Linked DNA regions of Homo sapiens: region 1 is linked to region 2. Evidence: chromatin loops called from intact Hi-C (ENCODE). Cell type or tissue: sigmoid colon. All regions are shown on one strand. Region 1 overlaps FENDRR (FOXF1 adjacent non-coding developmental regulatory RNA). Region 2 has its middle 79 kb from the start of FENDRR.

The links. Peaks named below come from ENCODE experiments on the same cell type or tissue, not always from the same donor. Only the 100,000 strongest peaks of a DNase experiment are listed, where the experiment ranks them.
Region 1: it touches region 2 in a loop (5-fold over the local background); 6 of 110 quality-filtered maps call a loop at or near these places.

The regions. Positions count from the first base shown.
Region 1 is chr16:86,497,297-86,499,796 of GRCh38, reverse strand. The region is part of intron 1 of FENDRR (FOXF1 adjacent non-coding developmental regulatory RNA); the gene reads left to right. Among named protein-coding and RNA genes, the nearest start is that of FENDRR, 10 kb to the left of the region's middle. RefSeq lists an enhancer at 874-1,498. In sigmoid colon, no CTCF peak of the experiment used is centred here; DNase peaks (open chromatin) are centred at 626, 1,196 and 1,976; H3K4me3 peaks cover 2,500 bases; H3K27ac peaks cover 1,904 bases; H3K27me3 peaks cover 2,365 bases.
Region 2 is chr16:86,428,665-86,431,164 of GRCh38, reverse strand. No RefSeq gene overlaps it. Among named protein-coding and RNA genes, the nearest start is that of FENDRR, 79 kb to the left of the region's middle. In sigmoid colon, no CTCF peak of the experiment used is centred here; a DNase peak (open chromatin) is centred at 1,510; H3K27ac peaks cover 640 bases.

The sequences.
Region 1 (2,500 bases), 69 kb before region 2:
AATTTCTGTGGTTCACTTGGTTTTCATATGTGCTCTGCATTTCTCTACCCCAGTGCCAATTAATTCTCATCCTGGGGATTTTTTCCTAATAGTTAGCAATTAATTACCTGCAAAAATTCTATCCCTGACATGGGTAGATGTATAAGACCCGCTATTTAAAAAAGCATAAACCGCAACATATTTTAAATATTTTGTTATATACCCAAGGTCAGCATTGATCCTTTTATCTGGCCTCTCCTCCCACCTCCCTTAGGGTTTGAAAACCACTTCGTTCCCACTGGCAGCTGCAGGCGAAGCTTTCTCTCAGTGGGGTCATTGTTTTTTTTCCCAAAATTGAGCTGAGATCCATTTAATGCACCATGAAAACTAACTTAATTAGGAATCAAATTCATTCTTTTGTGAGACCAGCGGTAAGCGTCCAACACTCCCTCCGCTGCCGCCCCCACGTTTTTCTGCGTTTTTTGCTAAGCCGCCTCTGCTGAAGTCCGTGACTCCAGGGCAGCCGCCCCTCCACCGCTGCCCACCTGCCCCTGACTTCTCTCTCTCTCTCTCTCTCTCCATTTTAAGCAACCGAGGCGCACTCTGGTTTTGCAAGTCTGACATTCTTTACGTCGCCTTCCCGGAAAAATTTGTCCAGGGCTGGCGTCCGGCCGAGGCGGTGCATCTGACGCCCGGGAGAAGCAGAGCGCGTTTCTTTTGGCGTGGACCTGGGACCCCCGCGGGTTCCAGGGGCGGCACGCCTTGGGGTCGGCATTGGGACCTGGCTGCGAGGCAGCTCGGCGGCCAGGAAGGCGCCGGCGGCGGCGGGAGGGTGCCAGGCAGCCCCGGCTGGTAACTGCTGTTCTAGCTCTGCAACCGAGCGCTCCTTTCCACCGCGGTTTGGGCTAATGATGGGTCCTGCCGGCGTGAACGCCGTGTTTATTATACCTTCACCAGCCCAGGGGAGGGGTGCGCGCCTGAGCGCCCGGGGTCCAGGAACGCCAGAGCTGCAACGCCGAAAACTTTTCAGGCTGGGAAAAGGTCTTGGGGCCCCTCATACACGCCTTTTTCGCACTCGCTTGGCCTCGACTTGGTCAAGGGCGGATTCGGCCTGCCTTCAGGCTGGGGGGCCTCGGGGCACCGGGGTGCACCCGGGGCCCGCCCCCTTGGGGAGGCACCTTCTGGAAACCCAGGCCCCGCGCGTCTCCCGCCGGGACTGCCCCTTGGGCGGTGGTAAAACTGCCCAGGCCCCGGGTATCAGGATCATACTCAAACCCCAACCCCTGCCCGCCCCAGCCAGGAGGGGAGACGGTTGGGAGTGGGAGGCCTCGGCGCTGTTCTCTGGATGCAACTGAGATTGCCGCTAGAGGGTGACGCCTGGGTCGGAATCCAAGGTAGACGAATCTGGGGTGCTGGAACCGTGCTTTTCCCCGGAAAACCCAAGAAATGCACTTACAGTGCGAGATTGGTTGGGGCGTGTCTATAGGGGCAACGGGAAACAGCGAATACTACGGATTATGTGCTAAGGGAGGGAAAGCAGATCGAAGGTCCATTACTTGCACATTTCTACCTACGATTTGGGGCCTGAATCATCCAGGAAGCCGGCTTTGTACTCCACCTGTCTGTGCCAGTGTAGACGGAGTCTGGGGCCGGGGCCAGCTGATTTTCCATTGCAGTCCCCAAAACCCTCCCAATTTTTAAAATTTGGTCGGGTGCGGGCCGAAATTGGGGTACAGGCGGTGCGGGGGTGGGCGGGTGGGGGACGCGCAGATGTGAGACTCCCGGGTTACTGTAGTAAGCTCTATTTGGGGCGGGGCGCGCCCGCGGAGACCCTGCGCGGCGGGAGGGACATGTGCACAGGCGCGTGGGGGTGGGGTGGTTGTGAACCAGGGAACGCAGACCCCCGAGAACCGCCAGATAGTCGCTGCGTCCACTTAACCCGGCGGCAGAGCCCTCCGCATGATTGCTCTTCCTCCACCAAAAGCCCACCCCAGCAAGCGTGGGCCTCCAACCCCAGGCCGGAGGTCCCAGGCTGCGTCTCACCTCCCGCCCCCTTCCCCCGTCCCCGCCTTGCGTCCGGCTTAACGAAGACCGCTCGGGTTCCAACTCAATTAGCTCGCTGCAGAGGCCGCCGCCGGCGTCGAGCTCCTCCAGCAATTAGGGGCGCGCCGGCTGGGGCCGGGGGCGGGGGCGGGGCGGGCAGGTAAAGACGGAACCAATTTGCCTAGAGGGTTTATCAACAAGTGGCTTAACTAGGAATTTGCGTTGACAACTCAGCACCTCCGTCGGGGCTCCGGAGGCGGCGGAGGGCCGAGATGACAGGCTGAATGGAGGGGCGGGGGCGGGGGGGGCGTCCTGGGAGCCGGGAAGACCGAGGCTTCAGAGCCACCCGAAGCCACCTCGGCCGAGCCCCGCGCGCGGCGTGTGCCGAGTGGACCGGAGCACCCGGGGCGCGTTGCCGGGACTCGGGGCTCGGCAGGCGGGCGAGCACGGGCCGGTGGGCGCTGGACTGTCTTTCCCG
Region 2 (2,500 bases):
GTGTGAGCCTCTGTAACTGGTCCCTTCATTAAAGGCTCTCCAGATCGCCAGCCAAGGGTGCTGCCTCTTTCCTTCCAGGACCCTGACTGCTGCCCCTGCTCAGTATCACAGAGGGCTCTTGGTTGGAGCAACAGACACTCATTCTGCCTTACTCAGCAGCAAAGGAATTTGGAAAGGGATACTGAAAAGCTTACAGAATTTCCAGAAGGCTTTAAGATGTGGAAATGAGAGCCTGGGAAATGAAAGCATAGAATCAGGCTGGTGGGGTGCAGCTTCCACCACCAGAGCTGGGCTCGGAGGCCACAGCATGAGCCCCAGCCCCCTGCGCTGCGGCCATTGGCACCCCAGGGAGCGGGTGCAGTGAAGCTGTCAGGAGCACCATCTCCAGAAGTGGTTCTCCTCTCTTCCAGCTTCTTGGCCACACGAGTCCAGACTCCAATGTCCAAGTGCACGCCAGTGGTTGTCACTTGCTACGCCCCCACTGCTGGGGAGCTTGCACACTGAGCATTTGGCACCACAGACGTTTGGGCAGGGTGTTTTGGGTGCTGGGTGGATGCACTGGACACTTTCCAGCTGCTCCCTGTGTCTGCCTCTCCTTCCTTTTCCCTCTGTGCCCTCAGAGATTGTAACGTGGACTCCCCTGCATCGTATTAATCAGGCTCCTTTGCCCTGGCATCTTGTTGAGTTCAGCCAAATCAAGATACAGCAAGAGATGCGAGGGAGGTGGGGAGAGAAGCTGGGTAGTCACTGGCCTTGCTACAGACTTGTACATAGGCTGGCTGTGTCCCTCTGAAGAAGGCCACAGCTCCTGTTGGACAGGCCCCTCTCCACTGGGCCTCTTTGTGTCTGGGGTTCCAGTAACTCCCCCACCAACCCCTCAGTCATGGTGGTGGTCTCTGCTCCCTGCTGTTTATGTTTTGCAGGGGGAGGAGAGCTGTACCACCCTTGTTGCTGTCTTCTGTAAATTGTCCTCATATGAAACTCTTTCCAAGTCACCATGTAAGAGGGACATCGATTTCTTGCTGGCGTCTTGATTGTTAGGGCAGGCAAAAATAAACAGGTAAGCAGGAAGGCCACAGTTGACCACACTCACGGCAGCTCTCCTGGGCTGCCGAGCACCTCCCTATGCACGTACCTATGCACCTCCCTTTGTTGTGGGCTGCTTGTGACCCCCAGAAGGGTAGATCCTAGTCGTAACCCTCTGTAGCTGGGGATGTGACCTTACTTTCCGAAAAGGTGTCATCGAGCAGCTGTCATCAAGTTAAGATGAGTTTGGACAGACACTCAGGGAGTAGGCTTGGGAAACAATGGAGACAGAGAGCAGAACGATGCGTCTACGAGCCAGAGAACACTAGGAACCGCTGGCAGCAACAGAAGCAGGGAGGGAGGAAGGAACGGATTCTCCTCCTGACTTCCCAAGAAGGGACCAGCTTTGCGGACTCCTTGATTTTGGACTTTTGGCCTCCAGAACCACGAGAGTCTCCAGAGAGACATACAGACGCCCGCTGTCCCCACGTGAGTTAGATGAGCTCTTAGAGCTCTGCAACTGTGTCACACGGGGCCCAAGTGTGGGCTCCCGAGACGGCCTGATTGGGATCCCAGCTCCACCTTCTACTGGCTGTGACCTTGGCAGATTCACCTCCGGGAGCCTCGGTAACAATGCTTAACTCTGCGTTTGCTTCGAGAACTCCAAGACTCCAAGTGTAAAGAGGCTTACGACAGTGCCTGCCACAGTGCAGACGCTCCAGAAAAGCTCCCAGAAGAACAGATTGGCTGGCAAGCCGGTCAGTTCGATCCAGGCTAGGGTGACAGGGCAGGACCATCTGACCCAGCTCAGGGATAAGGGCAGACTCTTGGCAGACTCCAGGCCTGAAATGGGGCTTGGCGTGGGAACAGGATGACAGCTGGCATCTGCTCCGAAACAAGCTCCGAGATGAAGAGAAGGGGAGAGCCCAGGGAGCCTGGCAGAGTGGAGGGACATGTGCTGTCCCTCTCCCCAGGGAGTGGCTCTGTGATCTTGAAGTAGTCACTTAACTGTCCTGGGCTGCAGTTGCTTCCACAAAATGCAGCTGTTGGGAGCATGTCAGCCTGCAGCAGACAGCCGACTGAAGTGGTCTCTTAAGACCCTGCTGTGGCAGTGCCTGTTCACTATTCCCAGAAACCATTCTCCACCTCTCCTTAGGTTCAGCTGGGCACATGGCTACCTGGAAAGGACTCATTTCCCAGCCTTCCTTGCAGCTATGTGCAACCATGTGACTAAGTTCTGGCCAATGAGCAGTAAGAGGAAGTGTCATGTGATACCTCCAGGACGTCTCCTTAAATTAAAAGGGAAGGGGATGAAGCCAAGAGGAGCCTAAGGAGGCATGACAACTAAATTCACCTGAGATCCTGGAACAGGAAACACACATTAGGCAAAAACTAGGGAAGCCTAGAGAAAGCGTAGACTTTAGTTAATGATAATGTGTCAGTATTTGTTCACTAATTATACCAAATGCACCAT